7 separate regions of the Homo sapiens genome follow, and regions 2, 3, 4, 5, 6 and 7 are each linked to region 1. The links are chromatin loops, found by intact Hi-C in ENCODE. Cell type or tissue: heart left ventricle. All regions are shown on one strand.

Evidence for each region. Peaks named below come from ENCODE experiments on the same cell type or tissue, not always from the same donor. Only the 100,000 strongest peaks of a DNase experiment are listed, where the experiment ranks them.
Region 2: it touches region 1 in a loop (2.1-fold over the local background); 18 of 110 quality-filtered maps call a loop at or near these places.
Region 3: a loop joins it to region 1, with 4 times the contacts of the local background. A loop is called at or near these places in 46 of 110 quality-filtered maps.
Region 4: a loop joins it to region 1, with 4 times the contacts of the local background. A loop is called at or near these places in 82 of 110 quality-filtered maps.
Region 5: it touches region 1 in a loop (5-fold over the local background); 17 of 110 quality-filtered maps call a loop at or near these places.
Region 6: it touches region 1 in a loop (2.4-fold over the local background); 27 of 110 quality-filtered maps call a loop at or near these places.
Region 7: it touches region 1 in a loop (2.0-fold over the local background); 2 of 110 quality-filtered maps call a loop at or near these places.

What each region holds. Positions count from the first base shown.
Region 1 is chr19:14,146,239-14,150,238 of GRCh38, reverse strand. It overlaps ADGRL1 (adhesion G protein-coupled receptor L1), which reads left to right. Exons shown (of 23, transcript NM_014921.5): 23 at 1-2,496. The region is part of intron 1 of ADGRL1-AS1 (ADGRL1 antisense RNA 1); the gene reads right to left. Among named protein-coding and RNA genes, the nearest start is that of ADGRL1-AS1, 11 kb to the right of the region's middle. RefSeq lists an enhancer at 1,618-2,361. In heart left ventricle, a CTCF peak has its summit at 1,959 (motif pointing left); DNase peaks (open chromatin) are centred at 468, 987 and 1,948; H3K4me3 peaks cover 1,026 bases; H3K27ac peaks cover 1,950 bases.
Region 2 is chr19:14,273,023-14,277,022 of GRCh38, reverse strand. No RefSeq gene overlaps it. Among named protein-coding and RNA genes, the nearest start is that of LINC01842, 59 kb to the left of the region's middle. In heart left ventricle, no CTCF peak of the experiment used is centred here; no DNase peak of the experiment used is centred here; H3K27me3 peaks cover 803 bases.
Region 3 is chr19:14,404,264-14,408,263 of GRCh38, reverse strand. It overlaps ADGRE5 (adhesion G protein-coupled receptor E5), which reads right to left. Exons shown (of 20, transcript NM_078481.4): 13 at 3,702-3,881; 14 at 2,325-2,516; 15 at 1,707-1,933; 16 at 1,498-1,564; 17 at 1,304-1,395; 18 at 1,035-1,203; 19 at 255-356; 20 at 1-172. The coding sequence ends at 143. Among named protein-coding and RNA genes, the nearest start is that of DDX39A, 13 kb to the left of the region's middle. RefSeq lists enhancers at 238-467, 1,850-2,479, 2,613-2,907, 2,480-3,109 and a silencer at 1,816-2,335. In heart left ventricle, a CTCF peak has its summit at 1,904 (motif pointing right); DNase peaks (open chromatin) are centred at 216 and 1,973; H3K4me3 peaks cover 465 bases; H3K27ac peaks cover 675 bases.
Region 4 is chr19:14,350,741-14,354,740 of GRCh38, reverse strand. All of the region lies in intron 1 of LINC01841 (long intergenic non-protein coding RNA 1841), which reads left to right. Among named protein-coding and RNA genes, the nearest start is that of LINC01841, 11 kb to the left of the region's middle. RefSeq lists an enhancer at 3,749-4,000. In heart left ventricle, no CTCF peak of the experiment used is centred here; no DNase peak of the experiment used is centred here.
Region 5 is chr19:14,286,493-14,290,492 of GRCh38, reverse strand. No RefSeq gene overlaps it. Among named protein-coding and RNA genes, the nearest start is that of LINC01842, 45 kb to the left of the region's middle. In heart left ventricle, CTCF peaks have their summits at 1,308 and 1,507 (motif pointing right); no DNase peak of the experiment used is centred here.
Region 6 is chr19:14,194,281-14,198,280 of GRCh38, reverse strand. All of the region lies in intron 1 of ADGRL1 (adhesion G protein-coupled receptor L1), which reads left to right. Among named protein-coding and RNA genes, the nearest start is that of ADGRL1, 9.9 kb to the left of the region's middle. In heart left ventricle, CTCF peaks have their summits at 1,867 and 2,076 (motif pointing left); a DNase peak (open chromatin) is centred at 2,040.
Region 7 is chr19:14,262,843-14,266,842 of GRCh38, reverse strand. No RefSeq gene overlaps it. Among named protein-coding and RNA genes, the nearest start is that of ADGRL1, 59 kb to the right of the region's middle. In heart left ventricle, no CTCF peak of the experiment used is centred here; no DNase peak of the experiment used is centred here; H3K27me3 peaks cover 2,085 bases.

The DNA.
Region 1 (4,000 bases):
CCCGCAAGCAAACCTGCCCCCTCTGCCTCCCAGTGCACCCAATGACCCCCTCCCTTGGGGCGACTCCTGATGAAGCACAACTCCCCGCAGGGCCCCCAGCCCACAGGGGTGGCCATATTTGGGCAGTTCCCAGTCCTGTGGGCTCGGCTATCTGGGGAGCAGATTTTGGGTCTGGATCTCCCTGGGGAGTGGGTCCTGGGCTTGGATCTTTCCCTAGGGGGCCCTCTTACTCCTTCCTCTCTCCTCCTCCTTCCCCATTGCTGTAAATATTTCAACGAAATGGAAAAGAAAAAAAAAAGACAAAAAAAAAAAAAAAGAAAAGAAAAAAAATCTCATCACTTGAAGCCACCGGGAGCCTGCGGCCCGGGCCAGCCCGGGCTTTCTCCGGAGCAGAGCAGCGCTGCTGGCCTGGCAGCCAGGACTTCTCCGTGTACGTGCATCCCCAGTCCCCGCCGGGGCGGGCGGGCCGCCAGAGCAGCTTTTTACAATCCAGAGACAGAAAACAAAATCTAGATGCAACAGCGAAACAAAGAACCCATTTCCTTCCTGGCACCCTCCTTTCCTGCTCCGCCTGCCCGGCATCATCAGCCCTTCTGGGGCGTGTACCTCTCACTGCCTGCCCCAGGACCAGAGGCCTGTCTCCCCCTTCCCTCCCCACCGGCCCGGGGGAGACCTCTTCACACCCAAAGATGCTTTGTCAAGATGGCTGCGCTGTCCCTTTGAGTTCCTGCTTCTTGTATATTGCTCTGGGGACTCTCGCCGGGGAAGATGGGGCTGATTTCCCACCTAGAGAGGTTGATGGCAGAAGGAAAATGGGGAGGCACTGGGGTTGTGGAGGGCATGGGTATGGCTGAGGAGGGTGCTGGGAACGGCAAGGCGGTCTGGGGGATGGGGAGGGGCAAAGGTGAGAGATCACCTTCCCTATCCTCCACCTTCCCGCAGGGAAGACGAAGCCAGGTGCCAGGGCTGGGGTCGGGACACCCATGTTCTGGGCGGCTTGACCCCAAATCCCAGACCCCGGAAGCTCCAGGCTCGGGATGTGTCCTGAGCACCTGTCCCGGCCCCCTCCTCTCCAGCCTGTCAGGCCAGCCTCCCCAGCCCCCTTCCCTCAACTCTAGGGGCAGCATAGCCCCAGGCCACCCTAGCCCAGCCCCTGCATTGCCGTTTCCCCAGAGGTGGCCCCTCCACCTCTGCTCTGACCTCTCCCCATCTCTCTGCCCCTCCTTTTCTCACAAGTGCCATGAGTTTTCAAACATCTTCGGGTCTCAGCCTGCTGCTGCCATGAACTTTGTTGGGTTAAGGGGGAGGGGCTCTAGGAAGGAACTGGGGGGAAGGGGACAGGTAGGTGGCTGGAGGGACCCTTTTTGCTGCTAGAAAGCCCCTCCCTTCTCCCGGGGAGCTGGGGCTGGCTTGTCCCCATCAATTAGGGGAGAAGGGGTCAGACCAAAGATGGTGGTTTGTCCCGTGTAAGGGAACAGGTGTGGGGAAGAGGTGGGGTTGGGTTCCAACTCTGGCTTTTTCTGGTAGAAAGGCCTAACCCATTACACCAGAAGACCATGGGTGAAGTCTAGATGGGGAGGAGAAGTGAGGCCAGGGACAGTCTTGCCAGACGACTCTGAGGAGGGCAAGGGACAGTTCCATGGCCCTTCCCGGACTGCACTAGGCTGGGAGCTCTGTTGTGTGGAGGGGTGGTCAGAGGTCTGTGAAGAGCGGGCAGGAGGCATGAGCAGGCGAGGAGCTGGCCTGTCCCGGGAAGCAGCCCAGCCTGTGGCTGCCCCCGACACCAGGAGGAGGGCCAGGAGAGTTCCAGGGGGCTGAGGCACACAGAGAGGCCAACTTCCTCCCTGCCCAGCCTTCCTTGTATCTCTCCAGACTCGGACAATCAAAGGGAGAGAGGGTGTATCGGGTCCTGTTCCAGCCGGCATCGCCGGGTGGCTTCCAGGCCTCAGAGCTGTGTGGCAGGGCCCCCTGCTGGGGCTGGACATCACTGCAGTCCAGTGCAAAGCCGCCCCCAGAGCCCAGGTGTCCCCCCAACCTAACCAGACCTGGTGCCTTGACGCCCCCACCCCAGCTGGGACGGTACAGAGAAGGGTCTTGGTTTCCTCTCCTACTCCCTTCCTTAGGCTCCTGAACTCGTTTGCTCCTAAATCTTGTTAATTCTTTTTCTCTGGATTTTGGTTTCTTTTGGCTTTCCCTTGCCTTCCCCTTTCTCTGTCTCCAACACTCTTTCCCCATGTCTTTCTGGCTGTCTCTATGTTCCTCTTCTCTTATCCTCAACTTTCTGTCCATTCGGGCCTCCTCCCCACCTCCCACGCCCCAGCCCCTCCCTCCTTGGTCTCCTTTTCGATATGCCAAACCAATTTTGGGTCGAGTGCATTTAACGAGAACAAAACAAAAGGCTCATAACAACAAGAACGTTTCAGAAAAAAACAAAAAGTTTTAAAAAAATTGTTGAGTCAAAAAGTCAAACAATAAAGAAATTAAGATTTCTTGGAATGACAAGAGTGGTGTGACTTCTTGAGTGGGGGAGTAAGAAATGGGTGAATAGCTGGGCGCGGTGGCTCAGGCCTGTAATCCCAGCATTTTGGGAGGCCGAGGTGGGTGGATCACTTGAGGCCAGGAGTTTGAGACTAGCCTAGTCAACATGGTGAAACCCCATCTCTACTAAAAAGACAAAATTAGCTGGGCGTGGTGGCAAGCACCTGTGGTCCCAGCTACTTGGGAGGCTAAGGCAGGAGAATTGCTTGAACCCGGCTGGGAGGCAGAGGTTGCAGTAAGCCAAGATCGTACCACTGCACTCCAGCCTGGGCTATAGAGTGAAATTCTGTCTCAAAAAAGAAAGAAAGAAATGGTTGAGCAGATCTGCACAGGGGCGTCCCCATGGGCTCTGGTCTGCACTCGAGCATTCAGAACCCCTGGCAGAGGCTTGACAGTTATAGAATCATTCACGTTTATGAGACCTTGGTAAGTTCCTGGGCCTGGTGGAGCATTTCATGTGCAGTTTCTCTGAATCCTCACAAAATCCTCCCAGATGGAGACAGCGATTAGAGTTCCATTTTACAGATGGGGAAACTGAGGCTTACAGCCCTCAGATGCATGCCCAAGTCTCTCTGACCAGGCCACTGTTCCATGCTGTCTCACAGAAGCCCTTCTTGGCCCAGACGTCTGTCCCCAGGCTGTACTAGAGCAGAGCTCAGGAATTTTACACTGTGATGTCTCATTACAATTGCCATTCCTACACTCCCACACGCTACTGGCAGGGAGTGCTTTCAAACTTGACACACGGTGGAATTGCATCATGTGTATTTCACGTTGTCAGTTCACCAACGAACTGCCCATGCTCAGAGAGAGGCATAACTACTCAAACTACAAGGATCCTTTTCCGGGCCCCTCTGCCTTAAAAAGATACCTGTGTCTAGGACACCACCCACCTCCCCACAACAGCCACTCCTTCCCAGTCTTCATGGCTGGCTCCTTCTCATCTGACCTCCTAATGATGGGGAACCCAGGGGCTCAGTCCTTAGACCTTTTCTCTCACTCCCTGGAAGGTTTCACCCCATCTCATGGTTTGAAATGCCTCCGGGTGGGTGCAGTGGCTCATGCCTGTAATCCCAACACTTTGGGAGGCCGAGGCAGGCAGATCACGAGGTCAGGAGTTCGAGACCAGCCTGGCCAACAAGGTGAAATCCCGTCTCTACTAAAAACACAAAAATTAGCTGGGTGTGGTGGCGAGCGCCTGTAGTCCCAGCTGCTCAGGAGGCTGAGGCAGGAGAATCGCTGGAACCCAGGAGGCGGAGGTTGCAGTGAGCTGAGATCGCACCACTGCACTCCAGCCTGGGCGACTGAGACTCCATCAGAAGAAAGAAAAGAAAGAGAAGAGAAAGGAAAAGAGAAACGGAGAAAGAAAGAGAAAGGAAGGAAAGAAGAAAAAGAAAAGAAAGAAAAGGAAAGAAAGAGAAAGAGAGAGAGAGAGAGAAAGAAACGCTACCTATACACTGAT
Region 2 (4,000 bases), 130 kb before region 1:
AAGAGAGAGGTGTGAGAAGGAAAAAGCAAGTAGAGGCTGGGAGCGGTGGCTCACGCCTGTAATCCCAGCACTTTGGGAGGCTGAGGTGGGCGGATCACTTGAGGTCAGGAGTTCAAGACCAGCCTGACCAACATGGTGAAACCCTGTCTCTACTAAAAATACAAAAATTAGCTGGGTATGATTGCGTGCGCCTGTAGTCCCAACTACTTGGGAGGCTGAGGTGGGAGAATCGTTTGAACATGGGAGGCAGAGGTTGCAATGAGCCAAGATCACACCACTGCACTCCAGTCTGAGTGACAGAATGAGACTCTCTCTCAAAAAAAAAAAAAAAAAAAAAGCAAGAAGACAGAGGGGGAGGAAAGAATACACAAGAGAAAAGGAAAACAGCCACGTGAGACATTAAGGCAGAACTGAGAAAGGTAGCTGGGTGCAGTGGCTCATGCTTATAATCCCAGCACTTTGGGAGGCTGAGGAGGGAGGATTGCTTGAGGCCAGGAGTTCGAGACCAGCCTGACCAACATGGCAAGACCCCATTTCCACTAAAAAGAAAGAAAAGGGCCAGACACAGTGGCTCACACCTGTAATCCCAGCACTTTGGGAGGTTGAGGCAGCCAGATCACCTGAGGTCAGTATTACATGCGTCCATATGACGAGACCACCAAACAGGCTTTCTGTAAGCAATAAAGCTTTTTAATCACCTGGGTGCAGGCGGACTGAGTCCAAAAAAGGAGTCAGCAAAGGGGTGGGGCAGTTTTATAGGATTTGGGTAGGTAGTGGAAAATTACAGTTAAACGGGGTTTTCTCTTGTGGGCAGGGGCGGGGGTCACAAGGTGCTCGGTGGGGAGCTCCTGAGACTCATTGTCCAGGAGAAGGAATGTCACAAAGTCAATTGATCAGTTAGGGTGGGGCAGGAACAAATCACAATGGTGGAATGTCATCCACCATTAGCCAGTTAAGGCAGGAATTGACTATTTCACTTTTTTTGTGGTTCTTCAGTTGCTTCAGGCCGTCTGGATGTATACGTGCAGGTCACAGGGGTTATGATGGCTTAGCTTGGGCTCAGAGTCCTGACAGTAAGGAGTTTCAGACCAGCCTGGCTAACATGGTGAAACCCTGTCTCTACTAAAAGTACAAAAATTAACCGGGCTTGGTGGCAGGCACCTGTTATCCCAGCTACTCAGGAGGCTGAGGCAGGAGAATAGCTTGAACCCGGGAGGTGAAGGTTGCAGTGAGCTGAGAACACACTACTGCACTCCAGCCTGGGCAACACAGTGAGACTCTGTCTCAAAAAAAAAAAAAAAAGAAAGAAAGAAAAGGGCTGGGCGCAGTAGCTTACACCTGTATTCCCAGCACTTTGGGAGGCCAAGGTGGGCGGATCACCTGAGGTTAGGAGTTCGAGACCAGCCTGGTCAACATGTCAAAACCCTATCTCTACTAAGAGTACAAAAATTAGCTGAGCGTGGTGGTGGGCGCTTGTAATCCCAGCTACTCAGGAGGCTGAGGCAGGAGAACAGCTTGAATCCAGGAGGCAGACGTTGCAGTGAGCCAAGATCACGAAACTGCACTCCAGCCTGGGTGATAAGAGCGAGACTCTTTCTCAGAAAAAAGGAAAAGGAAGGGAGGGAGGGAGGGAAGGGAAGGGAAGGAGAGAGGGGGAAGAAAGAGAAAAAGAAAGAGAGAAAGAAAAGAAAGAAAGAGAAAGAGAAAAAAGAAAAGAGAGAGAAAAGAAAGGAAAGATGTGGGGATTACTGGGGGGTTTTGGATCCTGTGACTCCAGCCAAAAGCACCTGCAGGAGCTGTCCCACTTTCAAAGTCCCTTGGCCCATGACATGCAATTTTAATTGCAGAGCAAGCTCGTGCAGTTAAGTAGGGGCCTCTCACCCCATTTTACAGAGGACAAAATGGAGCCTTAGAGAAAGAACACTGACATGTTTGACTGTGTCTCCACCCAAATCGCATCTAGAATTGTAATCCCCACGTGTCGAGGGGAGGGACCTGGTGGGAGGAGATTGGATCACGGGAGCATTTCCCCCTTGCTATTCTCGTGACAATGAGTTCTCACCAGATCTGGTTGTTTGATAAGCGTCTGGCACTTCCTCTCTCTCTCTCTCTCTCTCTCTCTCTCTCTCTCTCTCTCTCTCTCTCTCTCTCTCTCTCCTCTCTCTCTCTCTCTCTCTCTCTCTCTCTCTCCCCTGCCTCCATGTACGATGTGCCTTGCTTTCCCTTCACTTTTTGTCATGATTGTAAGTTTCCTGAGGCCCCATCAGCCATGCGGAACTGTGAGTCAATTAAACCTTTTTTCTTCATAAATTACTCACTCTCACATAGTTCTTTATAGCGGTGTGAAAACAGACTAATACAGACATGTTTGCTCCAAGATCCTAGAACTAACTTATTCATTGTGGGAATGACCAAATGAAGTCAAGAGCAGAGGATGGAAAACTTTTTCCATCAAGGATCAGAATCTAAATATTTCTGTCTTTGCAGGCCACATGTTCTCGCTCTCTTTTTTTTTTTTTTTTTTTTTTGAGACGGAGTGTCACTCTTGTCACCCAGGCTGGAGTGCAATGGTGTGATCTCAGCTCACTTGCAACCTCTGCCTCCCAGGCTCAAGTGATCCTCCCGCCTCAGCCTCCAAAGTAGCTGGGATTACAGGCATGTGCCACCACACCCTGCTAATTTTTTGTATTTTTAGTAGAGATGGGCTTTCACCGTGTTGCCCAGGCTGGTCTCGAACTCCTGAGCTCAAGCGATCCGCCTGCCTTGGCCTCCCAAAGTACTGGGATTACAGGTGTGAGCCACCACGACGATCTGATGCTCCTCATTTATAGAATCCACCCTGTAACCCTCCTGGCAACAGAATCTTAGACAAGGAGTAGTTGCCAGAATTCCAGCCCCTGAAATACACAGGAAAACAAGATGTAGATAGGCTAACAGATAATCCAACACATTCAAAAAGGTGACAAATGGCAGTGTTGGCCACAGGGTTCGAAACATGCTAGAAGGAGGAATTGGAAGTGTTTTGGGCCATGGTGGAAATCCAACTCCATTCCAGATGTCCAACACAGCTTCCTTGTTCCATGAGGTCATTGCCTCCCAGTGTCTCTTTGGTTGCGTTCCTCCCCACAAAGCAATAAAAGTTGGATGACAAAGTTGAGCCCTGGTGAATGAAGGGGATATTAAAAATAAAGAATGGAGAATTGTTGGTAATAAAAGGAAATGAGCAGGACGGGGCGCTGCGGCTCACGCCTGTAATCCCAGCACTTTGAGAGGCTGAGGCAGGAGGATTGCTTGAGCCCAGGAGTTTTGAGACCAGCCTGGGCAACATAGTGAGACCCCCATCTCTACAAGCAGTAAAAAAAAAAAAATATTAGCCAGGCATGGTGGTGTGCACCTGTGGTCCCGGCTACTCTGGAGGCCGAGGATGGCTTGAGCCCAAGAGTTTGAGGCTGCAGTGAGCTATGATTGCCCCACTGCATTCCAGCCTGGAGGACAGTGAAATCTCATCTCAGAAAAAAAAAGAATAGCCAAGCATGGCGGCTCACACCTGTAATCCTAGCATTTTGGGAGGCCGAGGTGGGCATATCACCTGAGGTCAGGAGTTTGAGACTAGCCTGGCCAAAATGGTCAAACCCCGTCTCTACTGAAATACAAACAAATTAGCGGGGCGTAGTGGCACATTCCTGTAGTCCCAGCTACTCGGGAGGCTGAGGCAGGAGAATCGCTTGAATCCTGGAGGCGGAGGTTGCAGTGAACCGAGATTGCGCCACTGCACTCTAGCCTAGGTGACAAAGCGAGGCTCCATCTCAAAAAAAAAGAGAGAGAGAACGTGATGATTCTGTGATCTCTAATGAACAGAAATGAGCTGACTCCTTGAGCTGCCAGGGATGTACTAGGCATTGATTTCCAGCCTCTATGGCTGCAAGCTATGAACCCTTCATGACCTCACCTAGGTTTGTATGCAAACTGGGCCTCTGTTGTGAAACTGAGGTCAGGGTGA
Region 3 (4,000 bases), 260 kb before region 1:
TGCCACTCCCTCCTGGTGGCACACGGGATCAGGGAGGGAGGGTGGAGGGAGTAGAGTGGTGGACGAAGGGAGGATGGATGGTCTTCGTGTACAAAGCTGCTGTGGCCACAGGAGCTGCTGGGCCGTCCAGAACCATGCGCCTTCATATGCCGGACTCTGATGCCCTGAGGGCCTGGAGAGGAGAGCCCAGAGGCCTGAGCCCCGCTAGCCCTGGTGCCTTCCTGCCCACACCCGCCCCAGGCGCAGCCCCTTACCCGGGTCTGATTGTGGCCAGTGCCAGACGTGGTGGAGGTGAATTCTGAGTACTTGCTCCCCCCAGCAACTAGGCAGGCCCACTTCCGGTATTCTTCCCGAACCTGCCGGCCCAGACACCAAGTCAGGGCAGGAGCAGGCCCTGGGACCATGCACGCTCCTCCCCATGCTCTGCCCTCAGCCCCACCTTCTTGGTGTTTTTGTGTTTGTCTTTTTTTTGAGATCGGGTCCCCCTGTCACCCAGGCTGGAGTGTAGTGGCACCATCATAGCTTACTGCAACCTTGAACTCCTGGGCCCAAGTGATCCTCTTGCCCCAGCCTCCTGAGAAGCTGAGATGGGTATTCAGCACACCCGGCTTTTTTTTTTTTTTTTGGAGACAAGTCTCACTGTCACCCAGGCTGGAGTGCAATGGTGCCATCTTGGCCCACTGCACTCCTGGTTCAAATGATTCTCCTGCCTCAGCCTCCCAAGTAGCTGGGACTACAGGCGTGTGCCACCATGCCTGGCTAATTTTTGTATTTTTAGTAGAGACAGGGTTTCACCATGTTGGCCAGGCTGGTCTTGAATTACTGACCTCAGGTGATCTGCCCACCTCGGCCTCCCAAACTGTTGGGATTACAGGCGCCTCACCCTGGCTATCTTTGAATTTTTTTGTAAAGACAGCATCTGGTTATGTTGCCCAGGCTGGTCTCCAACTTCTGGGCTCAAGCAATCCTCCCACCTCAGCCTCCCAAATAGGTGGGAGGATGACAGGCGTGCGCCACTGTGCCCAGGCCCCCACCTTCTTGTTGAGCAGGCAGTGCAGCAGGTAGAGGAAGGCGCCCTGCAGGCAGTTGAGGATGGTAAACACATAGGTCAGCACCAAGCTCCGATCGTCGAAGATGAACAGGCCAAAGACCCAGGTGCAGCCCAACAGGAAGAGCTGCGCGATGGCCGTGATGGTCAGCGCCCTGCGAGGAGCGGGGTTGCAGCGTGGGCCCCCACCTCACCTCCAGCTTCATGCCCCTCACCCCGGCCCCGCCTCCAAGTCCTTCCAGCCTCTCCTCTCACCTCGCCTTCTTTAATTTCTTCATGTCTGGATTGATTTCAGAAAACTTCTGAGTGAGCTTCCAGACGGTAGTCACGAAAATGACAGCATTGCACTGGGCAGGGAGCAGATTGTGGGTTAGAGGGCGAGAGCGATGGTCCAGCCGGGCCTGGGCCTGTGGCGCTCGGGCTTCGGTGGAGGGAGAGTGGGTACTTACCAAAATGATGAAGGTCACAGGTCCCAAGAAGCTCCAGAGGAAGCCCTGCTCAAAGTCCAACCAGCAGCTAGGAGGGAAGGGAGGGGTCCCATCAGTGCCCCAGGAAGCCAGGAGCGGAACGGAGGGCGGCCGGACATTGTGTGTGGCACTGCCTGTGAGCCCCAGGCCCAGCACCCCGCCTTCCTCCTGCCCCATCTCGCTGCACTCACTATCTGGGGCGGCCGTAGCCCTTGCTGTAGATGGCAGCCGAGACGCCCACGATGAGCAGGGGCACGCCATAGCCGATCAGGCAGAGCCAGCGCGTACTCAGGCCCTGGCCTTGGAACACGCGCACCACAAGAAAGTAGAGCTCCAGGCCTTCGAGGCTCATCCAGCAGAAGGCGGCCAGGAAACAGTAGTGCAGCAGCCCGGCCACCAGGCGGCAGCGCAGCCCCACCTGCGGGGCGGGGACGGAGGGGCGGAGCGACGTCAGCGCGGGGAGGGGCATGCGGCGCCAGAGCCAGTCGCCTGCCAGGTCCCGAGAGTGGGCGGGACCACAGCCGGAGGGTGGGCGGGTCTGGAGCGGGGGCCAGGTTTCCCCCCAGGGCCCACCCCCAACAACGCTCAGAAGCGAGCGGGCACTCGGGGTGTGGCCAGGCAGCTCCAAAGCCAGCGCCCTTTAAAGAGACAACCCGACCCCCCGGTGGGCGGGGCCAGATCCCGGACAGGGGCGGGGCCTCATGCCTCCAGGGCCCGCCTACCCGACTGAGCCCCGGGAGTGGGCGGGGCTAACCCCTCCCAGGCCTCCCTGACCCCAGAGCTCAGGAGGGAGCGGGGCGGGACCTCACCTGGCCGCCTTCGTTCTCGATGCCGGCCAGGAAGATGGTGGAGCCCACGAAGAGGCAGATGCAGAGGTGCAGGTGTATGGTGGTGCGCGAGCCCTGGATGGGCCGCACCAGCAGGAAAGTGAGGATGCACAGCAGCAGGCAGAAGAGTGACAGCGCCAGTCCCACCCTGGTGATCAGGGTCAGCTTCCAGTCCTAGGAGTGGCACCGGGTGCTCAGGGTTCCTTCAGGGCATGAGGCCTTCCTGCCCTCTTTGTGGTCCCTTTTCCCCCCCACACTTTGACGGGCCCACCTCTCTGACCTCCTCCCTTGTCCCTCCTAGATCTGGCCACACTTACCAGCTGGAAGGGGAGTCTAGGGATTTCACATTTTTGTGCTTGCTGGGCCTTTGGCCTGGACCACAGGCGCCCCCCTTCTCTGCCTGGTTAATTGCAGTTTTCGACAAGGCCCAGCTTAACGATGGATCCTACTGAAGTCACGTACAGAAAGTGGTGCTCCAGGCTGGGTGTGGTGGCTCATGCCTCTAATCCTAGCACTTTGAGAGGCTGAGGGGGGGCAGATCACCTGAGGTCAGGAGTTCGAGACCAGCCTGCCCAACATAGTGAAACCCCGCCTCTACTAAAAATACAAAAATTAGCGGTGCATGGTGGCATGCACCTGTAATCCCAGCTACTTGGGAGGCTGAGGCAGGAGAATCGCTTGAATCCGGAGGCGGGGGTTGCAGTGAGCCAAGATCACACTACTGCACTCCAGCCTAAGCGATAGAGCAAGACTCTGTCCAAAAGAAAAAAAAAAAGAGGCCGGGTGCGGTGGCTGACACCTGTAAGCCCAGCACTTCGGGAGGCCGAGGTGGGTGGATCACCTGAGGTCAGGAGTTTGAGACTAGCCTGGGCAACATGGTGAAACCCTGTCTCTACTAAAAATACCAAAAATTACTCAGGCATGGTGGTGCACGCCTGTAATCTCGGCTACTCGGGAGGCTAAGGCAGGAGAATCCCTTGAACCTCACTAGCTGAGATTGTGCCACCATACTCCAACCTGGGCGACAGAGACTCCGTCTCAAAAAAAAAAAAAAACGGGCAAGTGGTGCCCCCTTGGAATGCTCTCCATGGGGAGCTTTTAGTTGACATCTCACAACTGGTACGGGATGGACAGGCAGAGGAGCGGAGCTAGTGGCTGCACCCAGTGTATAGTTGCTGGGTTGTAGAGAAGAGGCCAAAGGAAGAGGCTGCGAAGGGTGTGACGTGGGGACACCTGGGCTGTGCAACCATGCAGATATATCTGAGCAACCAGTAGGGCTCCATGGAGAACTAGCTGCCTGTCTGGTTGCAGCTGGACCTCATTACCTGTGGGCACTTGAGGATGCCTCCAGCTACTTACCTCCACGTCATAATGAGCCATAAGGATCGCAAAGCTGCTCAGGTGGCTGCATTGGCAGGTGGTGCTGCCGTTCTTGCTGCCCAGCACCTGGCAGCCCTCGGTGGCCCAGTGCCCTCCCCTGTCGCTGTCACTCTTCCAGAAGGCACAGAGCAGCTCCTGCCGTGGCCCAGGCATCACGTCCTGTGGGCAGATGGGGGTGGTCAGAAAGGTTGGCCTGGAGCTCACTCTTAGGTCCTGGGCTTGGGCTGAGTCTAAGAGGGCTGCTTTTTACTAGATGAGTATTGACCGAGCGCCTACTG
Region 4 (4,000 bases), 200 kb before region 1:
CTTGAATAAATTGTCACTTTTGCCTACACTCTTTGTCTACTGAGGTCTGTAGGGCCATCCCCACCCTCATCAACAGGAGTGGCTCATGGACTCATTCTATCCTTTCTAGCCACTGTGATTGGTTCCTAAATGACATGTGACCCCAAACTGTCCAATCAGAGGGAGCCCAGGAATTATTATTTTCTTCTTTTGAAGCAGGGCTTCACTTTGTCACCCAGGTGTGAGTGCAGTGGCACGATCATGGTTCCACTGCAGCCTCAATTCCCAGGCTCGAGTGATCCTCCCTCCTTATTTTTTAATTTTTTTTTATAGAGATGAGGTTTCACTATGTTGCCCGGGCTGGTCTCAAACTCCTGGGCTCAAGCAAGCCTCCTGCCTTGGCCTCCCAAACTGCTGGGATTACAGGCATGAGCCACCACACCCAGCCAGATTACTTTGTTTGAGCCCGTGAATCCAGCTGTCCCTGAAGCCAACATATCTTAAACTTTTCAATGACACAAACCAATAAATTATCATTATTTTTTCTTTAAGCCAGTTTGGGTTTGGATTTTTTACTTGCAACTAGAATAGTCTTCCCCAATCAACCACCTCTCCCTCCCTCCCTTGCTCACTCTCTTCTTTCTTCTCTCCCTCCCTCCTTCCTCCTTTCTCTCTCTTTTTTTTTTTTTTTTTTCAGGACCAACTCTGGTCCAGGCTGGAGTGCAGTGGCATGATCTTGGCCCACTGCAACCTCTGCCTCCCAGTTCAAGCAATTCTCCTGCCTGAGCCTCCCGAGTAGCTGGGATTACAGGCACCTGCCACCATGCCTGGCTAATTTTTGTATTTTTAGTAGGGACGGAGTTTAGCCATGTTGGCCAGGCTGGTCTCAAACTCCTGACCTCAAGTGATCGGCCCACCTTAGCCTCCAAAAATGCTGACATTGCAGGCGTAAGCCAGCGCGCCTAATTTAATCTCTACTATATCTTGGCAGAGTCACTATGTCCTCCAACACAGCTGAATCAAAACCGTATTTCACCTTTCTGCCAAACAGCTCTCCACCCATCATTCCCTCCTCCGCCTTCCCCTGCCATCCCCTCCCCCACTCTGTGTGGGGGACTCTGCCCAGTATGGGAATGAATTATGGCTCCCCCACTAGAGGGCTGCGTGCCCTCGCTAAGTGACTTCACCTTTCTGGGGCCTCACTTTCCCCATCTATAAAATGAGGTCATAACAGTATACCCATTGTTCCCAAGTCTGCCTCCTCTCTAACCACGCCCTTTTTTTTTTTTTTTTTTTTTGAAACAGAGTCTCGCTCTGTCACCCAGGCTGGAGTGCAGTGGTGCGATCTTTGCTCACTGCAATCTCCACCTCCTGGGTTCATGTGATTCTTGTGTCTCAGCCTCCTGAGTAGCTGGGACTATAGGTGCCCGCCACCATGCCCAGCTAATTTCTTTTTTTCTTTCTTTCTTTCTTTTTTTTTTTTTTTTGAGATGGAGTCTCCCTCTGTGAGGCTGCCAGTGGAGTCCAGGCTGGAGTCCAGTGGCATAATCTAGGCTCACTGCAACCTCTGCCTCCCGGGTTCAAGCGATTCTCCTGCCTCAGCCTCCTGAGTAGCTGGGACTACAGGCGCATGCCACCATGCCCAGCTAATTTTTGTATTTTTAGTAGAGACAGAGTTTCACCACATTGGCTGGGATGGTCTCAAACTCCTGACCTCCTGATCCACCCACCTCGGCCTCCCGCAGTGCTAGGATTACAGGCATGAGCCACCGCGCCCGGCCTCTAATTTTCATATTTTTAGTAGATACGGGCTTTCACCATGTTGCCCGGGCTGGTCTCGAACTCCTGATGTCAAGTGATCTGCCCGCCTTAGCCTCCCAAAGTGCTGGGATTACAGGCGTGAGACACCATGTCAGTCCTCTAACCCCTTCTGACTGACCCATCACTTGAGCCTTGCTCACTTGCCCTGCTCCGGCCCTCTGGCCCCTGCTCCTGGCTCACTTGCCCTGCTCCCCCAAGTCCACTCCTTGGCCATAGAAGAAGGTCTCAACCCACCGGACCCCCACGGCCACCACAGTCAGGTCTGGAACTCTGAGGAGGCTGTTGTCATCACCCCCATTTCACAGATGAGGATACTGGGCCCTGAGTCACCCAGCCAGGATCTAAACAAGGCAATTTACATAAGAGAGGTAAAAGTGTGGCCAGGGGCAGTGGCTCATGCCTGTAATCCCAGCACTTTGGGAGGCAGAGGCAGAAGGATCTCTTGAGGCCGTAAGTTTGAGACCAGTCTGGGTAACATAACAAGACCCCATCGCTGCAAAAAACTATTTTTAAATTATCTAGATGTGGTGGTGCGTGCTTATAGTCCCAGCTACTTTGGAGGATCGCTTGAGGCCAGGAGTTCAAGGCTGTAGTGAGCTATGAGCATACCACTGCACTCCAGCCCGGGCAACAGAGTGAGACCCTGTCTCTGTAAAAACAGAGAGCAAGGGCCGGGCACAGCGGCTCATGCCTGTAATCCCAGCACTTTGGGAGGCCGAGGTGGGCAGATCACTTGAGGTCAAGAGTTCGAGACCAGCCTGGCCAACATGGTGAAACCCCATCTCCACTAAAAATATTAAAAAATTAGCCAGGTGTGGTGGTGTGCGCCTGTAATCCCAGCTACTCGGGAGGCTGAGGCCTGAGAATCATTTGAACCCAGGAGGCACAGGTTGCAGTGAGCCCAGATCATGCCACTGCACTCCAGCCTGGGTGACAGAGTGAGACTCCATCTCAAAAAAAAAAAAAAAAGAGAGAGAGAGAGAGCAAAAGAGAGATAGAAGGCCGGGCGCAGTGGCTCACGCCTGTAATCCCAGCACTTTGGGAGGCCGAGGCAGGCGGATCACGAGGTCAGGAGATGGAGACCATCCTGGCTAATACGGTGAAACCCCGTCTCTACTAAAAATACAAAAAATTAGCCGGGTGTGGTGGCGGGTGCCTGTAGTCCCAGCTACTCAGGAGGCTGAGGCAGGAGAATGGTGTGAACCTGGGAGGAGGGGCTTGCAGTGAGCAGAGATCACGCCACTGCACTCCAGCCTGGGCGACAGAGCGAGACTCCACCTGAAAAAAAAAAAAAAAAAAAAGAAGAAGTGTGATAAGCTGGAGAATTCCCAGGAAGGAGTGGTTCAGGGGAGAGAGGGTGGTCAGGGAAGGCTCCCTGGAGGAGGTGACATTTCAGGACAAAAGCTTCTCAGACACAGCACCATCAGGGGGGAAAGTAAGCCAGGCAGGGGGAACACCAGGGACAAAAGTTCTGAGTTGGGAACCAGTGCGGTGTGTTCAAAGCCCATCAAGGGGGTTAGGAGGAAGGCAGGGAGATGAGGGCTGGGAAGTGGGTGGGCCCTAATTCTTACATTACTACAAACCCAGGCAGAGGAGCAACAAGCTAGATGAGCTGCAGATGAGTGATGTCTTCTCGGTGCCCACCAGGATTTCATCTCCGAGGGCAGCCTTTATTCCCTGCTCACTCTGCCTGGCTCATCGCAGCCCTGGCCCCATTTAACAAGTGAGGAAACTGAGACTCCAGGCAGCATTCCCATGCCTGAAACCATCAGCTCCAGCTTCCCCAGGCCCTGCTACCCTCTAGGTGGCACAGAATTCTAGGAGCCCTTGGCTTACCTGGGAGGTTGACTTGGGGTCCTTAAGACCAACCCATGGCCACCTCTTCCAGGAAGTCTTCCTGCCTTGAGCTGGCTGGGAACCTCTCTCCTCTGAATCCCGCTCTTGCTTGCGGCAGGCCCGGCAAGTGTGTTCTCTGAGGGGAGACTGGTGGTTTCCGATCCTCCGGACCCCACCCAGCCCATCGTGCCCCTCCTTGCAGGGAAATTAGAAAAAGCAAAAGGGAGGAGGCACTTCTGGAAGGGAAAATATTTTGATTCTCTGAAGGCACAAAAATTGCCTGATTCCTGAACAATTAGGGGTAATTAACCCTTCACAAGGTAGTAATTAAGTCGGTGCCTCTGAAGCCTTAATTACAAGCTCC
Region 5 (4,000 bases), 140 kb before region 1:
TAGCTGGGATTACAGGGGCACACCACCACACCTGGCTAATTTTTATATTTTTAGTAGAGATTTTTATATATTTGCCATGTTGGCCAGGCTGGTCTCGAAGTCCTGACCTCAGGTGATCTGCCTGCCGCAGCCTCCCAAAGTGCTGGGATTACAGGCATGAGCCACCATGCCCGGCTGTTATCACCATTTTACAGGTGGTGAAACCAAGACACAGAACAATGCAGTGGCTCCCACGTGTGGATAAGAAGTAGCTTGTGGATTTGAACCCAGGACACCTTGTCTGTGCATTGAGCCAGGCCGATCTGCACCCAGGCACCTGCCCAGGTAGATGCAGGGCCTGTGAGATTCTTCCAAGGCCTCCCATTTTGATGGGGTCCCCAGGCCTCCAGGCCTGCACTGGAGCTGGTCTGCTTCCAGGTGGAGCCAATGGAGGGTCCTGGTGCGGGGGAGTCGGCGTTGGCGGGTGATTGATGGTTTAATATCTCGCGCTGCGACCCGGGCCCCTCCTCGCCCACGCCTCTGCGGGCGGCCCCCAGTGAGAGGTGGAGATGGGATAATTCGGTTACCAAAAAGAGAATGAAAATTCCAGAGAGAGAAAGAGACAGAGAAAGAGGTGCAGACCAGGGAGTGAGCTGGGAGCTGATTTGGCAGGGCTGGGCTTGGATGGGAGGGAGGAGGCCGACTCTCAAATCCGGAATCCCTCTGGGGGCCTGGGGACTCACAGGTCCCAGCCGTCTTCAACTCCCATCTGACTTCCTGTCTTGAGAACAGAGACAGCAGATATGACAAGTGAGAGGTCACAGGCAGGGGCAAGGCCTCAGAGGAGAGGGAAGCATGTGGCCTCCGCCTGGGACAACTGCTGGCAGGTGAGGCCAAGGGGAGGTAGGGACTAGTGGAGTTGGGGTGGAGGGAACAGGAGACTCCAAGTTCCCAGCTCAGAGGCTTCTGGTCATCCTTGACTCGAGTCCTCTCTCTCTTTTTTTTTTTTTTTTAGATGGAGTCTTACTCTGTCTTCCAGGCTGGAGTGCAATGGCATAGTCTAGGCTCACTGCAACCTCCGCCTCCCGGGTTCGAGCAAGTCTGCTGTCTCAGCCTCCTGAGTAGCTGGGACTACAGGCGTGCAGCACCACACCTGGCTATTTTTTGTATTTTTGGTACAGACGGTGTTTCACTGTGTTGGCCAGGCTGGTCTCGAACTCCTGACCTCAAGTGATTCTCCCACCTTGGCCTCCCAAAGTGCTGGGATTACAGGCGTGAGCCACCGTGCCCCGCTGGAGTCCTCTCTTTTTTTCTCTTTCCATCCACGTTCAAACCTCGGACTTCATTTCTTCCCCACCTCCCCGGCCCTCACTTGGTCCAGCCCAGCATCCCTCACCTGGTCCAGCCCAGCATCCCTCACCTGGACTGTGCAGTTCCCTCTACCCTTGCTCAGGTCTCCAGCCTGGCCCTGAAGCCTGTTCCCTCCGCAGCCTCCAGAGGGCGCGAGCGAACACCTGATCAGGCCACGCCCCCTCCTCCCGCTCAGAACCGGGAAAGCTCCCACCTTGTGTTAATTTCCCATGGTTGCCGTCACTAGCTAGCATTTATTTAACGACGCAAATTATCCTACAGCTCTAGAGGTCAGAGATGTGGTTCAGGGTCTCACCTGCCTAAGACCAAGATGTCAGCAGGCTGCAGTCCTTTCTTGGAGGTTTTAGGGGATGATCTATTTTTTGCTCATTTAGGGGTGCAAGATTCAGTTCCCTGGGGTTGTAGAACTGAGGCCCTGTTTTCTTGCTGGTTGTCCATTCCCCGTTTCTAGAAGTTGCCTGCATTCCTTGGCTCGTGGGCCCTCCCTCCATTTTCAAAGCCAGCAATGACGAGTCAAGTCCTTCTCATATGACAGCCTTCAACTCCCCTCTGCCGCCCCCTTGCATTTTAAGGACTTGTGTGATTAGATGATCCAAGGTCATTTCCCTGTCTGAAGATCCTTAATTACCTAATCAGCAAAGTCCCTTTTGTTGCATGAGGTAGCAATTCACTAACCCTGCTTCTCAGGGCCTGGCTGTGTCCAAAGGAGTCTTTCTCCTTTAGACACTTTTAAGTGTCTGACCTGTCTTCTGCCTCTCCCTGGGCACCTGCTCCCTGCTCAGCCTGCCTCTCCCGCAATTCAAGCCAGTCATATGCTTGACACTCCTCCAGGAAGCCTCCCTGAAGTACCCATGTTTATCAACCCGCTGGAGCAGTTACCAGCCCCTTTCTCCTATCCTCCCCAGGCCATGAGATCTTGAAAGTTTAGGATGAGGAAGTAGATACCTTGGGAAGGAGGGCATTATTCTCCTTACCAACTGCCTCACTCAGAGCAAAACTCCAGTCCTCACGGAGGCCAGAAAACCCAGCTTTCTCCAAGCAGATGGGCCTCCTTACTGTTCTCCAAACTCACCAAAGACATCCTGCCTCAGGGCCTTTGCACAGGCTGTTCCCTCTGCCTGAGTCATCCTCCCCAGATATCCACATGGCTCCTCCCTCACCTCCTCCAGGTCTCCCTTCACTTGTGCCCCTCCCCAGGGAAGCCTTCTCTGATGCACACACACCCAATTTACAACATCCACAGACTCTTATTGCTTTTTTTTTTTTTTTTTTTTTGAGACGGGGTCTCGCGCTGTTGCTCAGGCTGGAGTGCAATGGCGTGCTCTCAGCTCACTGCAACCTCCACCTCCGAGTGCAAGTGATTCTCCTGCCTCAGCCTACCGAGTAGCTGGGATTACAGGCATGCTCCATGACACCTGGCTAATTTTTGTATTTTTAGTAGAGACAGGGTTTTGCCATGCTGACCAGGCTGGTTTTGAACTCCTAGCCTCAAGTGATCCGCCCGCCTCGGCCTACCAAAGTGCTGGGATTACAGGCCTGAGGCTGCTGTATTTTCTCCATTGCACTGGCTGCTTTTGGCTACAACACAGAATATTCATTCCTTGTTCATCTTGTCATCGCCCAGGTCTCCCACTGGAAAGTCAGCTCCAAAAGGGAAGTTCCTCCACACTGTTCCCTCCTGGCTCTGTATGCCGCCCCCTTCCCTGGCCCTTGGCATACAGCAGGTGCTCAATAAGTGTTAGGGCTGGGCGCAGTGGCTCACACCTGTAACTACCAGCACTTTGAGAGGCCAAGCGGACAGATTTGAGCCCAGGAGTTCAAGACCAGCCTGGCCAACATGGCAAAACCCCGTCTTTACTAAAAATACAAAAATTATCCAGGTGTGGTGATGCATGCCTGTAATCCCAACTATTCGAGAGGCTGAGAAATGAGAATTGCTTAAACCTGGGAGGCAGAGGCTGCAGTGAGCAGTGATCGTGCCACTGCACTCCAGCATGGGCGACAGAGCGAGACTGTGTCTCAAAAAATAATAATAATAAGTGTTTGTTGAGTGAATGGATGGCAGGCAGGCAGGGCCCCAGCCCAGAGGAGGATGGGGACCCAGTGGAAGGTGGGAGCGGCAGGTGGAGAGGGATTGGTGTGGAGATGGTAGAGAAAAAGACCTTCTAGAACAATCCTGGGGGTCAGGTGGTCCCTGTGATGAAATGAACCAGCATTGTGTGAATTCCGGTCAAGGGCTGATCTGTCATGATCTCTATAACATGCTTTTCACAGGGAAATGTGTCCCCCCTGCCCCGCAATCCCCTTGATAAAATCTTAGCCTTATGACTTTGTTCTCTGTTCATCTCAGATAACAGATGTTCCTGGAGTCGCCTTAGTCACAGGGCAGCTTGGCTTCAATTCAAAACAAGGAATGTCCAGACCCAAGCTGGGGCCTTGATTTAGACTTCAATCCTATTTCCTTCTACCTCTCCTCCATCCCCACCAGCGTCATGTTCTGGGGGTCTGGGTGGTGCTAGGGCCCCTTCCTTCTTGCTTTCCTCTCCTTTCCTTTCACGGCCAGGGCTGCAGCTCCAGGAGGGAATATAGTGTGTCAAATGGTGGCCCCCCAAAAGGATGTGTCCACACTCTGGCCCCTGCAACCTGTGAA
Region 6 (4,000 bases), 48 kb before region 1:
CCAGATCCCATCCCTCTGTTCAGGATTCCCGATGGCTCCCACCTCTCTAGAAAGCCAAAGTCCTCCCTGAGGTCCACAAGGCCCTGTATGGCCTCTGTGACCCCCCTCCCCAGCCGCCCTCACCTCCTTCCACTCTTCCCCTTGCTTGCAGGGCCCCAGCCACATCTCAGCACATTCCTACCCCAGGACCTTTGCACGTGCTGTTTCCTCTGCCCAGAATGCTCTTTGCACAGGTACCTAGATGGCTCACCTCCTCAAGACCTCTGCCGAAATGTCACTTTTTAGGGGAGGCATTTCCTGGCCACCCTGTCTACAGTTGCACCTACATGTATACCCCCTGTCAAGCACACCTTCCTCCATTGCACTTGTGACCAGTTGGGAACTCGGTAAACATCCACTGAATAGATGATCTGCTTTTTGGGTCTATTTCATCTTCATTCATTAAACAAATGAATAAGCATCCACTCCTTGCCCAGGGTTGGGTATGCAACAAGAGCCAGCCCAACCCACAATGGTACTTTCCCGTCAGAGTCCCTCGATGGTGGGGAAGACAGACATTTAACAGCTGAGCCCAAGTCCAGTTAGGGGAGCAAAACACAGAGACCCTGTGTGCTGTGAGAGTGGATATGAGAGATACGAATGCTGTCCTCTGGGCAGAGCCCTTTGGAGGGAGAGCAGAATAAGGAACTGTGTGTGAGAGAGAGACAGACGCTGAGTAGAAGTGATGGGAAGGTGGCAGGACAGCAGGGCCTGAGATGCCATGTTAGAGCATCACAGGCAATAGGGAGCCATGGAGGGTTGTAGGCAGGGAGGGGTGTAATTGGATTTCCATTTTGCAAAGATCGTTCTGACCTCAGGGTAGAGACTGGATGGGACGGGGTGGCAGATAGATGGGGAGATGAGGGAGAAGGTGTTGGGGGCGGGGGCAGGGAATTTTTTGAACGACCCCTACCCCTCTGCAGTCCAGTGCTGCTTGGTGGCCGGGGTGACCTTTATTTTATTTTATTTAGAGACGGAGTCTTGTTTTGTCACCCAGGCTGGAGTGCAGTGGCATGATCATAGCTCACTGCAGCCTTGACTTTTTGGGCTTGAATGACCCTGCTGCCTCAGCCTCCCGAGTAGCCAGGACCACAGGTGTGTGCCACCATGCCTGGCTAATTTTTAAATTTTTGTAGAGACAGGATCTCACTGTGTTGCCCAGGCTGGTCTCAAACTCCTGGACACAAGCAATTCTGCATTGGTCTCCCAAAGTGCTAGGATTACAGGCATGAGCCACTGTGCCCAGCTCCAGGGTGACCTTTAAAAGGTTCTTCGTTGAACAATTATATTTCAGCTTCCTGCTTGTGCCAGGCGCTGTGCTGAGTGTAGTATGCAAACCCCACCCTGCAGAGCCAGCATCTAGTAGCAGAGAGTTCATAAGCAAATAAAATGCATGGCGTGCTGGTGATAGGTATGGAGAAATCAAGTCAGGACATGGTGTAGGAGTGTGGGGGCCAGCAGGACCTTGCTGAACTAGTGATGTTTGAGGAAAGACCAAAAGGAAGATGCAGGAGGAGCTGTGAGGGGATCTGGGGAAGAGAGAAACAGCCCGTGAAGAGGCCCTAAGGCAGAACAGTGCCTGGTGTTTCACATTGTACAGGGCTTGTTTGTTTTTTGTTTTTGAGATGGGGTCTTGCTCTGTTGCCCAAGCTAGAGTGCAGTGGCATAATCTCAGCTCACTGCAACCTCCACCACCCGGGCTCAAGAGATCCTCCCACCTAAGCCTCCCGAGGAGCTGGGATCACAGGCGTGTGCCACTATGCCTGGCTAACTTTTTGTATTTTTGGCAGAGACAAGGTTTCACTATGTTCCCCAGGCTGGTCTGGAACTTCTGAGCCCAAGCAATCAGCCCTCTTCAGCCTCCTGAAGTGCTGGGATTACAGGTGTGCGCCGCCACATCCGGCCCAGTGCAGAGCCTTTGTATGATACAGACTTTGGCTTTTGGTCGAGTGAGGTGGGAGCCACGGAGGGTTCTGAGCAGAGGAGGGAAGCGGCTGACTTAGATGCTCACACGCGCCCTCTGGTGGCCCTGGGGGAAACATACTGTAGACAGTTTCATTTTGCAAAGATTGTTCTCGCCTCGAGGTAGAGATTGGATGGGACAGGGGTGGCAGATAGATAGGGAGACGAGGTGTAGACAGTGAGGTGGGGAAGTGGGGTCCAGCCAGGAGATGATGGGGCTGGACCAGAGAAGCTGAGGAGTGGCGAGAGGTGAGTGGACTCTGAAGGAGTAGCCACAGGACCTGACGGGGCTGGATGTGATGTGAGGGGAGAGGGATCCAGGATGACTGTCCGGTTCCTGAGCCCCTGGAGGGACTGGGCTGCCATCCACTGAGCTGGAGGATGGGGCAGGGACTGGAGATGCTGTGAGAACCCTGCCCTGCCCGAGGATCATGTACCTGGGCCCTCTCTGGGCACGTGCTCTGTCTCTGCGAGGTAGGTCTGTTAGTCCCTGAGCAGCAATGGGGAAATAGGTTCAGAGAGGCCAAGTGCTTGCTCTGAAGCTACACAGCAGATTGAAATTCAGGGGCTTCAACTCTCAGCTGATCCTTCATAGTCACCCCAGGGCCTGCGGCTTCCTTATGGACCTGCCGGATGCCTGAGGGCTTCCTGAAGGAGGCGGGCTCATGGGCGGCTGGGTTTGGGGAGTGGGCAGGAGGCAGGAGATGCAGCCAGAGGGCTGTGTGTGGAGGGGCCGGCTGCTGCCAGGAAGGGAGGAGACCATGAAGGGGGCCCAGATCCCAGATCCCCACCTTGGTTCCCCCACCCCCCACCCAAGGCACTCAGACTCCCACCCACTCGAGCACGCAGAGGGTTGCCATGGCAACTGCAGGCTAGGGCAGGCTAGAGGCGCCCCCTCTCCCCCAGCAGCCGCTTCTCCTCCTGTTGCTCTCCCCATCCCCATCACAGGGCACCCGAGGACAGAGTCTGGGCCTCAGTGGCCCACCCTGCCGCACCGACCCTTGACTTGAGACAGACGCAGGGCTTAGATGCGAACATACAGGCAGGTGTGCAGCCCCGTTTCCCATGGGTGAGATAGGGTCGCCTATGGCTGGGTGCAATGGATTCCTGGGTACACCTGTAATCCCAGCACTTTGGGAGGCTGAGGCGGGAGGATCGCTTGAGCCCAGGAATTCAAGACCAGCCTGGGCAACATGGTGAAACCTCATCTCTACAAAAAACACAAAAATTAGCCGGGCATGGTTTTGTGTGCCTGTAGTCCCAGCTACTCGGGAGGCTGAGCTGGGAGGATCACTTGAGCCTGGGAGGATGAGGCTGCAGTGAGCTGAGAGTGCACCATTGCACTCCAGCCTGGGCGACACAGCAAGATCCTGCTGTCTCAAAGGAAAAAAAAAAAAAAGAGAAGAAAGAAGGAAAGAAAAAAGAAAGACAAATAAGGTGACCAGAGACTACTGAGGTGCAAGGTGGGGACGGACACAGGTGTGGGCTCACCTGGCTTCCCAGGTGTAGAACGTCCAGGCGTGACCAGCTCTGAGGTTGCATAGACACTCAAATACAGTGTGGGCCCGGGGGTGGGGGCTCTTCTGGCCCCCCAGGATCCCCCCACAGCTCACCAAGCCCAACCTGGGGAGCCAGCCCTCCCTGGGTTCAAGCCCCCTTACCAGTTGAGTGTCCCTGGGTATATCTCTTCAATGACAGGACCTCACTTTCCTCCTCTGTAAACTGTGGGTACAAGCATCTCTCCTTCCTAAATGGTTATTAGGATTACATGAGTTACACGTGGAAGCTGCTCGGGCTGGCACTTGGAGCTGTCCGTCACTGTCCCAGGCATCTCAGGTGGTTCCTTGCTGGAGAGCCCAGCTAGATGCTCACCCTGTCGTTTGCTGTTTCCTGTAAATGGTTTCTTTAAAGTTCTGTGGCTCAGGCCCTTGCCCCCATCTCTGCCTCCCTCCTCACTCTCTTTGTGTCCTGACTCCCTATATGAATTTCCTAGGCTCCC
Region 7 (4,000 bases), 120 kb before region 1:
GATCTCCCAGTGCTGGGTGGTGGAGGCAGGATTCGAACCTAGGCTGCTCTGTCTTCCAAGTTTTTGTTTCTTATTTTATTTTATATTTTATTGTTATTATTATTATTTTGAGAAAGGGTCTCACTCTGTTGCCCGGGCTGGAGTGCAGTGGCACGATCATAGCTCACTGCAGACTCAAAACTCCTGGGCTCAAGTGATCCTACTACCTCAGCTCCCCGAGTAGCTGGGACTAGGGGTGTGCCACCATACCTGCCTTTTTTTTTTTTTTTTTTTTTGTAGAGACAGGGTCTCACTATGTTGCCCAGGCTGGTCTCAAACTCCTGGACTCAAGCAATCCTGCCTCAGCCTCCCAAAAGTGCTGAGATTACAGGTATGAGCCACTCATGCTCAGCCTGCCACAGCCTGGGCAACATAGTGAGACCCCTTCTCTACCGAGAAAGAAAACAAAATTTAGCATAGCGTGGTGGCATGCACCTGTAGTCCCAGCTACTCAGGAGGCCAAGGTGGGAGGCTCACCTGAGCCTAGGACTTCAAGGCTGCAGTGAGCTATGATCACGCCACCGCACTCCAGCCTGGGCAACAGAGCAAGGCCTGGTTTCAAAAAAAATAAACAAACAAAAATTGTAAAAACATTTTTAAAAATGTCAGCAGGCCGTCTATTTGATACTGCCTCTGTTTCCCCCATTAAGCCCCCGCATTTCCCGCGAATTCCTCCCAGACCCGGCCCAGCAGAACACCCCGCCTCGCCCCCGCTCCTCCCACCATCCAACCAGAGCTCACTTCAAAGGTGGGAACGGAGGCCAGCCAGGCACCCAGAGAGCCCCCTGAACAACCGACATCGCCCGGGGCCCGAAAAGCGCTGGCAACTCGGGTTAAAGCCGTGCGCCCTCGGAGGACGCATCCTAATCACCTCGGCAAAGAGCCGAGCCAGGCCGGGGGCCAGGGGCTCCACTCCCTCCAGCGGCGCTGGTTTCTTTAAGGAAAGGAGAACAGCAAGTCAGGGCGGCTCCCCAGCTCCCAAATCCTCCTTCCCCTGATGGGGACCAAGGGAGGCCAGGGCTGGCCGAGGGGGAAGTGGGGGCCGTCTACCTGGATTCTGGAGCCACAAGAAGTGGATTCCAAGATCGGGGATTGGGAGGGGCAAAAACGAGCGGTGTCCTCGCCCACAGGTGGGTAGGTGTTGGGAGTCCCGAGATGCTTGTGGGTGGGGGGGGAACCCACCATCCCTTCTCTGTTTTAGGGGGGCCCTAGAGGTCTCCCAATGCGCTCCAGTTTTCCAGCCCTCATTCGCTGCGAGCTAAACCCAGCCCGGGGGCCTCCCTGCCCGGAAAGGGCAGGAACCGAGAGTTAAGCAGGATTTAGAGGCCCGCCCGCCTGCGGAGAGATTAGATGCGATCAATAAACAGAGGGCTGGGCAAAGATCCCCTCGGAGGGGCTCCTTAAGACCGTGACCCTGAGAAGTAATTAACAAGCTTGCTGGGGCTGGGCCAGCCCCGGGGCAGCCCCACCCCCAAGGCAGCTCCTCTGAAGCTGGGGCTGGGGTCCGGCTGCTTTGGCTCCAAGGCTTCTGGGGGTGTAAGTGGGGGGCTCACCAGGCTCCCTCTTCCTCTTCCACACCAACTCTGTGGGTTCAGAATCTGGGTCCTCCAAACTGCTACTCCCTGGGGAGCCCAAGGGATCACTGTGATGGAGGCTTCATTGATTGATTGCTTGCCGCCAACCAGTCACTGTCTAAAGCTTTGCATAGCTCCCTCAGTTCGCACCACAGTTCTAGGCAGCAGGTTACTAAGACCAGGTCTACTTTACAGATGGAGAAACTGAGGCACGGGACAATGAGAGGCCTTGTCCAAGGTCACACCACAAGTAAATAATGAATCTGGGATCCAAATGCAAGCATTTGGGGACCAGGGCTTCAGCCCTTATCCCTAGGGACTACAGTTTCTTTTGTCCCCTTCCCACTCCCAAAATTGCTCCCTCCCGAGACAAGGCATCACCAGTAACAGCACCTTATTGTCCCCCAGCCATTGTTCTGACACCTTTATCTGAAACTCAACTTAGCATCCAGTGCAGTTAAAACTCTCTAAGAACTGAAGCGCATATTTAAAGGTCTGCGCAGGCCGGGCGCGGTGGCTCACACCTGGAAAGTAATCCCAGCACTTTGGGAGGCCAAGGAGGGCAGATCCCTTGAGGTCAGGAATTTGAGACCAGCCTGGGCAACATGGTGAAACCCCATCTCTACTAAAAATACAAAAAGTAGCCAGGTGTGGTGGCGCATGCCTGTGGTCCCAGCTACTTGGGAGGCTGAGGCAGGAGAATCACTTGAGCCCAGGAGGTTGAGGCTGCAGTGAGCCAAGATCACACCACTGTATTCCAGCCTGGGTAACAGAGCGAGACCCTGTCTCGAAAATAAATAATAATAAAATAAAAGTCTATGCATAAGCTAAAGGAGGTGACCCCGAAGTCTTATAAGCTCCAGGAAGGTGGGAGATCTGAGCTGTTTTTCCTTGACAAGTATAAGGTCTAGCATGTGGTGGGTGGTTACTATATTCTGGTCAAGTTGAACTGATGGTTGTGGCCCTCACTTATAGCCAATTTGCTTGTGGTTTAGACACAATAATAACAAGCTTGGTGATGTCAAATGGAGACAAGGCACAACTTAGGGGGATATACCGACAGTACTCACGGCAAAGGATGGAGTGAAATCTTGCCTCCTCCTCCACTTACTTGCAGTGCCTTGATCCTCCTTCCTTTCTTTCTTTCTCTTTTTTTTTCTTTTTTGAGACAGAGTCTTGCTCTGTTGCCCAGGCTAGAGTGCAGTGGCACGATCTCCGCTCACAGCAACCTCCACCTCCCAGGTTCAAGCGATTCTCCTGCCTCAGCTTTCCGAGTAGCTGGGATTACAGGCGCCAGCCACCACCCCCAGCTAATTTTTGTATTTTTGGTAGAGACCGGGTTTCACCTTGTTGGCCAGGCTGGTCTGGAACTCCTGACCTCAAGTGATCCGCCTGCCTCAGCCTTCCAAAGTGTTGGGATTATAGGCGTGAGCCACCGCGCCCAGCCCTCCTTTCTTTCAAATGGGTTCTTGTGACTGTTATAGAAAATAGTGTCTGTCAAGGTGTTTAGCCTTTGTGCATGGAACTTAGTAAGCACTCAATGAAACATTCACTTGATTTTTTTTTTTTTTCTGTAAGAGATAAGGTGTCTATCATTCTGTGGCCCAGGCTGGAGTGCAGTGGCACGGTCATAGCTCACTGCAGCCTTGGACTCCTGGGCTCAAGCCATCTTCCCACCTCAGTCTCCCAAAGTGCTGGGATTATAGGCATGCACCAGTCTACCTGGTCTCACTTACATTTATTATTTATTTATTTATTTTTTGAGACGGAGTCTCGATCTTGTTGCCCAGGCTGGAGTGCAATGGCTCAATATCGGCTCACTGCAACCTCCGCCTCCTGGGTTCAAGCAATTCTCCTGCCTCAGCCTCCTAAGTAGCTGGGATTACAGGCACGCGCCACCATGCCTAGCTAATTTTTGTACTTTTAGTAGAGACGGGTTTCATTATGTTGGCCAGGCTGGTCTTGAACTCCTGACCTCAGGTGATCCACCTGCCTCAGGCTCCCAGAGTGCTGGGATTACAGGCGTGAGCCACCGCACCCGGCCTTAAATTTTTTTTTTCAACAGGGTCTCCCTCTCTTGCCCAGGCTGGAGTGCAGTGGCATGATCTCAGCTTACTGCAACCTCCAACTCCCGGGTTCAAGTGATTCTCATGCCCCAGTTTGCCAAGTAGCTGGGATTACAGGCGTGCACCACCTTGCCCAGCTACTTTTTGTATTTTAAGTAGAGATGAGGTTTCACCATGTTGGCGAGGCTGGTCTCAAACTCTTGACCTCCAGTGATCCACCCACCTTGGCCTCCCAAAGTGCTGGGATTACATGTGTGAGTCACCATTCCTGGCCCAGACATAAGATCTTAAAAACCAATGGCAGGTATGAAACCCCGTCTC